2 separate regions of the Homo sapiens genome follow, and region 1 is linked to region 2. A link is an interaction called in ENCODE POLR2A ChIA-PET data of the cell type or tissue named here. Cell type or tissue: MCF 10A. All regions are shown on one strand. Each heading gives the region's core, and the rest is flanking DNA. Links, peaks and the distances in the headings are about the cores only.

The links. Peaks named below come from ENCODE experiments on the same cell type or tissue, not always from the same donor. Only the 100,000 strongest peaks of a DNase experiment are listed, where the experiment ranks them.
Region 1: POLR2A ChIA-PET joins it to region 2 with 5 read pairs; 2 of 35 experiments call an interaction of 5 or more read pairs at or near these places.

The regions. Positions count from the first base shown.
Region 1 is chr1:199,840,379-199,845,766 of GRCh38, forward strand. No RefSeq gene overlaps it. Among named protein-coding and RNA genes, the nearest start is that of NR5A2, 180 kb to the right of the region's middle. In MCF 10A, for the core only: no CTCF peak of the experiment used is centred there; no DNase peak of the experiment used is centred there.
Region 2 is chr1:200,204,732-200,210,119 of GRCh38, forward strand. No RefSeq gene overlaps it. Among named protein-coding and RNA genes, the nearest start is that of LINC00862, 170 kb to the right of the region's middle. In MCF 10A, for the core only: no CTCF peak of the experiment used is centred there; DNase peaks (open chromatin) are centred at 1,820 and 2,250.

The DNA.
Region 1 (5,388 bases), core at 242-5,241, 360 kb before region 2:
GAGGCTAAGGTAGGAGGATCACTTGAGCCTGGGAAACAGAGGTTGCCACTGCAACCTCTCGGCTCACTAGCTGAGGCTGCACCACTGCACTCCAACCTGGGTGACAGAGTGAGCAATCTCAAAGAAAAAAAAAAGAAGTAAAATTCCTTAATAAAATATTAGCAAATAGAATCCAGCAATATATAAAAAGAATTATACATCATAACCAAGTAGAATTTATTTCAGGGATGCAAGATTCTGGTCCCATATTCAAAAATTAACATAGGCCTTTATATTATCAGGCTAAAGAAGAAAAATCACGATTATATCAATTGATGAAAAAGCATTTGACATAATTTCATGGATAAAAATTATCAGAAAAGTAAGATGAAAGTGGAACTTTCTGAACTTAGCAAAAAATCTATTTTTAAAATACAATCAATGTTATATTTAATAATAAAGTATTTAGCATTTAGTGGTAAAGACTAAATACTTTACCCCTAGGGTTAGGAACAAGACAAGGATGTCCACACTCACTACCCTTACTCAACATAACACTGGGAATTCTAGCCAGTGTGAGATGGCAAGGGAAATAAAAGGCAAACAAACCGCAAAGGAAGAAATGAAACCACCCCTATTTGCAGATAATGTGATGATCTGCATAGAAAATTTCAAGGAACATACAATGGAATTCCTAAAACTAGTAAGTGAGTTCAGCAAAGTTCCAGCATATAAGATAAATATACAAAAGTCAATAGTATTTCTACATGCCAGCAATGAACACATGGACATCAAAATTAAAAATACAATAACATTTTCATCACTCGAAAATGAAATACTTGGATATAAATGTGACAAAACATGTACAGATCTTGTATTGTGAAAGCTACACAACACTGATGAAAGAAATCAAAGAGGATCTAAATAAATGGAGACACATACTGTGTTCATCAATTTGGAAGAGTCAATATAGAAAATATGTCCATTATCTCAAAATCAACATACAGATATAATGCAATTCCTATAAAAATCCTTGAAAAACATTTGTAGGTATAGAAAATTTATTCCAAAATCTATATTAAAAAAGCAAAAGAACTTGACTATCCAAAACAATTTTGAAAAAGAAGAATTATAGCCACGCGTGGTTGTGCCTCTAGTCCCAGCTGCTCAGGACGCTGAGGTGGGAGGATTGTTTGAGCCCAGGAGTTGAAGGGTACAGTGAGCTATGATTGTACCACTGCACTCGAGCCAGTGTGACAGAGCATAATAATAATAATTTTAAATAAAAGAATACAATAATAATAATTTTAAATAAAAGAATACAAAAAAGAATTAAGTGGGGAAAAAAATCAGTCTACCTGACTTGAAGACTTATTATATAGCTACAATAGTCAAGGCTATGTGGCATCGGTGAAAAGATGAATACAGAAATTAATAAAACAGAAGAGGATATACAGATGGTATATACGTACACTATGTAATTAGACTTTGGGGAAATGCAAATTAAAACCACAGTGAGATATCATTACACTCCTATAAGAATGGCTAAAATTAATATAGTGACATCACTAAATACTAGATGCAGAAAATCTTTATCCGTCCTCCATCACTGGTGAAAATATAAAATAGTACAGACACTTTGAAAAACATATTGACAGTTTCTTAAAAGGCTGAACATAAAACTACAATATGGCACAGGAATTGTACTCATGGGCATTTACCACAGAAAAAATGAATACAAAAAGATTGCTGTTTATATTAGTTTCATTTGTAATAGCAAAAATAAAAGAAAAAATATGTTCTACAACAGGTGAATGGTTAAACAACTGCGGTATTCACGCCAAGGAACACTAGTTGGCAATAAAAATGAATGAAATATTGACAAACTCAACAACCTGAATGAATCTCCAAAGATACTGAATGAATAAAGCCAGTCACAAAATAAAGCCACCTGATTCCATTTATATAATATTCTTAAAATTATAAAAATAGAAAACAGATTAGTAGTTGCCAGGGGTTAAGGAGGGATGGAAGTGAAAGAGCAGTCAGTCTGGCCATAAAAGGACAACATGAGAGGTCCTTGAGGTAATGGAAACTTTGTGGATCTTGACTATCAATGTCAGTATCTTGGTTGTGATAATGTACTGAAGTTTTGCAAAATGTTACACTTTAGGGAAGCTGGGTAAAGAATGCCTGCACTCATTCTGTATTATCTCTTACAAGGGCATATGAAGCTACAATTATCTTAAAATACAAATAAAAGTTTAATGTTAAAAATCCATTTTACCAGCCTGGGCAACATAGGGAGACCCCATCTCTACAAAAATACAAAAAAAATTAGCTGGGCCTGGTGTTACACACCTGTAGTCCCAGCTACTCAGGAGGCTGAGGCAGGAGGATCACTTGAGCCCAGGAGGTTGAGGCTGCAGTGAGCCATGATCATGCCACTGCACTTTAGCCTGGGTGACAGAGTGAACCCTGTCTCAAAAATAAAAAAAAAAAAAAATTCATTTTAGATACACATAATAAGTCAACACCTAGCTCACATTAAATCACAGCAGTTTTTAAACAGAACTAGATAATAACTCAATGACACAGAATTTTATTTGTAGAATTTTATTGAATATCTGGAATGCTTACCATATTTTACCAAGTCTGCTTTTTGTTAGTATAAAAAATATGAGACAAAACAAAAACTGAAGTGCCAATAGCATTAATAAAGAAAAGCTCTCCCAGCTACCATATGATCCAGCAATTTCACTGCTGGGTATATACCAAAAAGAAAATAAATCAGTATATTGAAGAAATATCTGCAACTTCATGTTTGTTGCAGCACTATTCACCAAAGCTAAGATTTGGAAGCAACCTAAGTGTCCATCAACAGATGAATGGATAAAGAAAATGTGGTACATATACACAATGGAGTACTATTCAGCCATGAAAAGAATGAGATCCTGTCATTTGCAACAACATAGATGGAACTGGAGATCATTATATTAAGTGAAATAAGCCAAGCAAAGAAAAACAAACATCACATGTTCTCATTTATTTGTAAAAATCAAAACAATTAAACTCAGCCCAGCGCAGTAGCTCACGCTTGTAATCTCAGCACTTTGGGAAGCCAAGGCAGGTGGATCATTTGAGGTCAGTTTGAGACCAGCCTGACCAACATGATGAAACCCCATCTCTACTAAAAAATAAAAATAAAAACAATAAAAATTAGCCAGGCATGGTGGGCACCTGTAATCCCAGCTACTTGGGAGGTTGAGGCATGAGAATGGCTTGAACCCAGGAGGCGGAGGTTGCAGTGAGAGATAGCGCCACTGCACTCCAGCCTGGGTGACAGAGTGACTCCAGTTTTTTTGTTTGTTTGTTTGTTTGTTTGTTTAAAGAGCTCTCCCTTTTTGTTTTTCTGTCTCCCTCCCTTCCTCCCTCTGTTCTTTCCTTTTTCCCCTCCTTCCTTCCTTCCACCAATCCTTCTGTAAAAAGAGCCATTATTCTTCATTTTTACTGAGACAAATTCACAGTTGCAATCTTAAATTGAAAAAGATTATATCATGGATTTAAGACTTGGAAAGAATGACAAAGGGAAACGAGAAAATAAGTGAAGAAAGAAGGGAGGAAAGGAGAAATTCTTTACTTAGGGCTGCTGTGTGCCAAGCACTGTCATTGTTATCTCATTTTGTGCTCATAACATCCCTGTGAGGGATACTAGGATATCTGCTATACAGATAAGCAAACTGATGCCCACGGAGAATGAGTCAGCTGCCTCTAAAAAGAAATTTAAGAAAGCAAATAGGAAATAAAAGTGAGGTGCAAAAAATGCACCATACTGATATTTTAGATTATATAAATATTTGTATATTAAATACTAAATATTAAAAAGCAGATTTTTTAAAACCCAAAAGAGAGGAAAGAGTAAGAGAAAATATGTTATTTTTTGGGATCTTTAAAACATACCCAGGGAATAAATGACTGAACAAGGAGACATGTCATATGTAACCAGCTTTGTTGGATCTGTCTTTAAATTCTCAGCATTATTAGCATCATTATTAGTAGTAATTATTTACTGACTACAACTTTTGCTTTTAAGCACTTCTTTTTGCAGACATTTTTCACTTCCTACTTTCTTGAGCTCTGAATGTTTGAGGTAAAGAGCACTTTCCAGGAATAATCTCTCCCTTCTACACTAACCAAATAAATACAAGAATCATTGGGCAGTAAGTATGCAGGGGAAATAAATCTTAATCAGCTCTTGACCTCCTGCCTAGCCCCACTGTGAATGCCATGCCAGCAAACATATGTTCTGCTCTTTTATTTTATGTATTAATAAACACCAGAAGTGCTTGTCAGTCAACAATGCATTTGAGGTGAGAAGAAAGTGTGTCTCAAATCTTTTTATCCATGTGGAAATTGTAAAATAATCTACATTAATCATTTACTGTACTTCAAATGAAGTATGTGTCCAAAGAGACCATTTGAAGCATTTATTGTCATTGAACATATGGCTTGTTTTCAATATCTCCCTGATTATTTTCAACACAAACATTAGTAGGAGTAGAGGAAGTGTATTCTACCAGATTTTAAAACAGATGTCAATTATATTGAAGTGTTCCATAAGGGCACTAACTTTGTTATTGACATCATAATGGAGATACCCAACTACTGTAATTAGCAATCTATTTAGTGGTATGTAGATCTGTAATCAAATGAAAAGAACTTGGATTTCATTCATAAGTTACATAACACCCGTAATAATTTGTAGCTGTCCAAAGTGCCATATGCTATAGAAAAATTAAATGTGAAATATAATCATAAATAATAATCTTGCTAATAATTTACTAGAGCTATCATTTTAAAGTGGTAGAAAGCTAAGTTGGATCAAGGGAAAGATTATTTAAAACATATGTTTACTATCACTCTAGAATCCTAGAATGATAGTGTTAAAACTTTGTGTCCTTTTTTTTAGCATCAGGGCCTTGTTTGCTGCTCAGGCTGGAATGCAGTGATTTGATCAAGAATCACAGCTCACTGCAGTCTCAAAATCCTGGGCTCAAGTGATCCTCCCACATCAGCTTCTGAGTAGTGCCACCACACTACACTAATTTTTTTCTTTTTTTTTTTTTTTAGAGACAGGATCTCACTATGTTGCCTACAATAGAACTTTGTTTCCAAGAGACATACCATTATATTTGAATATTACCTTCAAAAATAAGTAAATTCAACAAGAATAATATTTTTAAGGAAGGATACGAGTGCTGAGAAAATGGTTGTTGTAGTACAATATATTTATTTTTACAACTGGGGTAAGATAAGTGTATTTTTAATTAATTTTATTTTAAAAAATAATAATATAAAACATTTAAAAATTACCTTTTATTTTTTTATTGTGTGTGTGGGTGCGGGGGT
Region 2 (5,388 bases), core at 272-5,271:
CCCTTTCGTTCAGTTTGCCTTGTAACTAACAAACTTCAAACTAGAGATTGAGGTTTACTTAAGATATGATTCTCCTGCCTTTTCTAACAACTCTTATTTTAAGTCTCCGAAAAGGAAATAAAATCAAAGATGAAATCAAAGGTGAAGGGGTAAATATAATATAGTTCCTGCCCCTGAGGAGCTTAGAGCTTAGCCAGAGAAGAAGACATGTAAATAGCTAACCATATACCACAACACAAGGTGTATTATTATAAGGTGAATAAAGAGCTAATGGAACATAGATAAAAGAGGAATTCATTCAGCCAACACAGAAAGGGAGAGGAAGAGGAAACAGAAAGAGTCACAGAAACGACACGCAAGCTGGACTTTGAAGAATGAAAAATTCACCAGGCGGAAGGCATCACCGACCCAGAAATCAGTGTGCACAAAGTCATGGAGGAATGACAAATGTGAAAAGCCACAAGGGAGTGGCTGGAGGCAAGGTTGGAAAGGTAACTAAAGACACAGAAAGTTTTGCTCTGGTACACTAACAAACTGTGCATTCTCCTCTACAAGCAATATGAGTCTTTAGAGGTTTTGAGTAGGGAAGGGACATGTTGAGAGCTGTGTTTTAGAAAGATCATGCTGGCAGCAGTATGGAGGATGGAATGAAGTGGGCTGAGACTAGAGGCAGAGAGACCAGTTAAGCTATTGCTATTGCAACAGTCAAGGTCAAGAAGAGTTAAGAGGATTGAATTAAACCAGAGAGCAGTGATCATTGGAAAACACAAAAATAGATTCAAGAAACCTTTTGTATATGAGGTTGGGTCTTAAGAATCAACAGAAAGCATAACTCCGGTTTTAGATTCAGTGGCCAAATCCGTAAATGGACTGGCTGCACACAGCCAGTGTTTCTGGAAACAAGGCCTTGAGAATCTTTTTCCAGAGATATGGTGGAAGCATTTTAAAGCTTGTCATTTGCTAGTTCAGACCCTAAGGACTTAAAGAGTTAATGACATCTTCCTGGTTGACACCAGTATAATCTCAAATCTCACAATGGTTCATTAAACATTGGGTTTATAGTATGAAATCTTTTTAATGACTTGGGATAAGATTCATGCCATTTTTATAAGCAGAAATTTGGCTGAGGGGTGTTATAATAGGGAGAGTAAGACATAGACACGATCATTCCAGAATGTGGACCGTCTGGCGCTTAAAGCAGGGCCAGCAAGTTAACAACCACACTCTCTTTTTGCTCATAATATTTCTTTCTCATTTAGGTAAGTAACTGAGGTTTAGTTGCTTCACTACTTTCAAGAAGAACGAAATGATCTATTTATTCCAAAAACGGGATCTAAAAATGAAATTATAGTCCAGAACCAAGTATGAATATAGATTTCAGTTAAACTTGACCAGTTATTGGGTTCACTGGGGTCAAGTGAATTGGATGGGTGGCATGGACACTCTGTAAGAGGCAGTCTCTTACAAAGTGCAACAAAAATCAAAGATCTGGACTAAAGGTTTTGGTATATTGTCCACCATTGGCTTTGAGAGACTTTTTATGGATAATTGAGAGACATGTGCCATTTTACCACACACTCATATTTGTGATGGCCTGACAGACACCTCTTCTCTGGATGTGTCACTGACCTCTCAAAGACAACACCTTATCCTATTACACCAGGGGCCAACTCTTCCTCCAACCTCCCCATAGCGATTGCTGGCCTGTCATTTGTTGCCCTCGCCCATCTTGGATTTTTCCCTTCCCCATCATACATACGAGTCAGTTACCCAGTTACTCTATGATTTTTCCCTTCCCCATCATACATATGAGTCAGTTACCCAGTTACTCTATGAATTCTTCCTCATCTGTGACTCATTTGCCTTCCTACTGTCTCTACCTAGTTTTTATTCCTGATTCCTCTCCCCTAGATAATAGTTCTCTAGCAAGCTCTTAACCCTTCAATCTCCTCACATTCCTATCCACTAGGCATTCTACCACAAATTAACCTTAAATTATTTTCTAATTCTCTAATTTTTATACAAAGAGCAGAGCTTTAGAAAGTTCAAAAATAGTTTTATGTTTCATCTCTTCTACCAAATAAATTCTAGACCCCTAACTCAGATAGTTTAAAACCCTACAAATCTGACTCCATGTTTTGTAGGGCATTAAACCAACCAAGTCAATGGTCTAGAATTTATGGCCCTTCACCCTAAATGCCAGCCCAAGTTGCACCACTCCTCCTGAGTCAGACCTTACAATCCTTCTGTGGCCATGATCCTGTGCAAACTAATCCTCTGCCAAAAATACCTTTGCCCTCCCCACCCCTCAAAATCCGTGGTCTATTTCCATCATGTTACATTGAGTAAAAAAAACCCAGGAAACAAAAATGAATATGTGAGTACAATGGTAGAATCCTGCTTCTTCCTTCTTGCTTTCTCCATTTATCTACCCATCAATCTATCTGAAATAAAGAAAACTGGATTTTAAAAGATATACGCCAAGTTGTTAAAAGGAGATTTCTCTTGATGGCACAATTCTGAGTGTCTTTTTTCATTTTATTATCTAATTCTCTAATTTTTATACAAAGAACACATTTACTTTTATAGTAAGAAAAATTCTTCCTTGTTTTGGACAAACTGTGATAAAAAGAAAAAATTGTTAAAAAGTAAAAAAAAAGAAAAATGTGTATTAAGTTTTTAAACAATTATAATTTAAATTGAAAAAAAGTGTGTCCATCCTTCAAAGCTCTACTCACATGGAGAGCTGCTTTGCTAAACCTGTTTTTTTGAGATGGAGTTTCACTCTTGTTGCTCAGGCTGTAGTGCAATGGCACGGTCTTGGCTCACTGCAACCTCCACCTCCCAGGTTCAAGCGATTCTCCTGCCTCAGCCTCCCAAGTAGCTGGGATTACAAGCATGCGCCACCACACCCAGCTAATTTTTGTATTTTTAGTAGAGACAGGGTTTCACCATGTTGGCCAGGCTGATCTCAAACTCCTGACCTCAGGAGTTTGAGGTCCGCCCGCCTCAGCCTCCCAAAGTGCTAGGATTACAGGCATGAGTCATCACGCCTGGCCTAAACCTTTCTTGATGATTAAAGATGTGCTTAAATTCCCTTTCCTTCAACCTCCTTAGTAGCTTCACACACACACAAGTAGTAACTGTAATGTTGTTAAGACCACAGGCTTTGAAATCAGACACACACCATGTAAAATCACTTTCACTGTTGTTATGGGCTGAATTATGTTGCCCCAAAACTCGTATGTTGAAACCCTAACCTCCAAAACCGCAGAATATGACTATATTTGGAGCTAGGGGCTTTACAGAGGTAGTTAAGGTTAAATAAGGTCATTAGGCAGGCCCTAGTTCACTCTGACTGGTGTTCTTATAAGAAGAAATTTGAACACACGAGAGACATGAGGGATGTGCATGCACAGAGGGATGACCATGTGAAGAAGCAGCAAGAAGGCGGCCATCTCCAATCCAAAGAGAGAGGCCTCAGAAGGAAACCAACCCTGTCAGCACCTTGACTAAGCATTCTCTTAGGCCAAAACATTCTAAATTCCCACAACTCCCAGGTCGGCTCTTTGCTGCTCTACCCCAGTCAAAAGCAGCACCCTAGGACAATAGTGTGCACCCCCTTGCTCCATCCTCCCTGAGCCTCTGTGTTAGAAATCAGTTCTCCCCAAATACATAGTTAACATAACCCATTTTTTGCTATTATTTTCACAGAAAGTTAACTTCCGAAAGCCGGAACATTTTTATGAGTATCTAATAAGCCACTTCCAAATTGCATTTAGCTGAAATTGAAAGTACAATCCAATTTATTTAAACAGAATTTCTTACGAATGTACTTGAAGAGAAGGCCAGTAAAATAGGGCTGGAAGAATTTCCCTTGGATCCATTATGCTTCCCTTTGCCTACCCAGAAGTCAGGAACTTTTGAGTATTAAGGACAGAATGTTCAGCATTCTAATAATTAACTGAACATAATCTGGAAATGAAAAAGCGGGGGAAATTTTTTTTAAACTCTCTCGGAAAACAGAAATAGTGCACTTAGATCCTTCAGCACAGATTCACAGCTGAACTGCAGTTACCTGCATATACTCGGCTAAAAAAGAAAAAAATTAAAGACCATGTACTAAAGCATTTTCTATTAATTACAGCATTTAGAAGATACGTATCCCCTATTTTAAAATTTAAACCTATTTTTCATTTTTATTAATCTATTTGGGGGTTTTTGGTTTCCTAACATGGATGATGTGGCAACATGTAGCTTAACTCTTACATTGCCAGTTATTTTTGTTTCTCTCGATTCTTTTCTTCAAAATCTTATGTCTTTTCCATCATTTGGGAAGTTCTATCAATAACTTTATAGTTGAGCCTGGTGCGGTGGCTTACACCTATAATCCCAACACATTGGGAGGCCAAGGTGGGAGGATTGCTTTGAGCCCTGGAGTTTGAGACCAGTCTGAGTAACACAGTGAGACCCTGTCTCTAAAAAATATACAAAAATTAGCCAGGCATGGTGGCACATGGCTGTAGTCCCAGCTATTCAGGGGGCTGAGGTGGGAGGATCACTTGAGCCCAAGAAGGTCGAGGTTGCAGTGAGCTGTGATGGCACCACTGCACTCCACCCTGGGAGAGAGAGACCCTGTCTCAAAATAACAACAAACAAACAACAGCAAGAAAAAACAGTTAGATATTCTTTAAATATTTTCTTAAAAACTAAATTTTGAGAAGACATAGATGTACCTAAGTTATAAGCATAATAAAGAGTCTTAGTGTTTTCATAGGGAAGAAAAGCCAACATGATAGTGTAGAGACAGTGAAGGCTGGGACCCCTGCACTTAGGGCTCCCTGGATTAAAGCCTGTGACAGAGCAATTCTCATCTTTAAAGTTCCCTAATGACTAATGTGGATTTTAGTAATTATTTAAGGGCCCCGTAAGGAGTGTAAGAAAGATAAAACCCTAATTCCAAGACTGAAATTAAATGGGTATCATTTCATGAGGAATTTGAAAAAGCTCTTTGAAAGTATGCGAATGTAATATGGAGGTATTGAATTTCTTCCCTGTGACTATTTCATTATATTAAACAATCCATAAAAACTGTAAGTAATGGCAGAGATGAGACTACTGATTTTTCTCGCTTGATTTGTCCTGAGTTCGCGTTAACTGAGCATAAGAAACTCCCGTTCCCTGAATTGGGCACTGCCATGCAGAAAGTTTTACTGCAGCAGTTGAAGAGGAGTTTTAACACGTTGCACAGACGTCCAGTCTCTGGGACTGCTGAACTGTAATAAACTACACCATTAAGTGAAACATTGGATGGAGAAGCTGGCTCATTGGGTCGGCGGTTACAGTTATAAGTAGCTCCTTGGGATGCTAATAGATTAAGACGAGTGG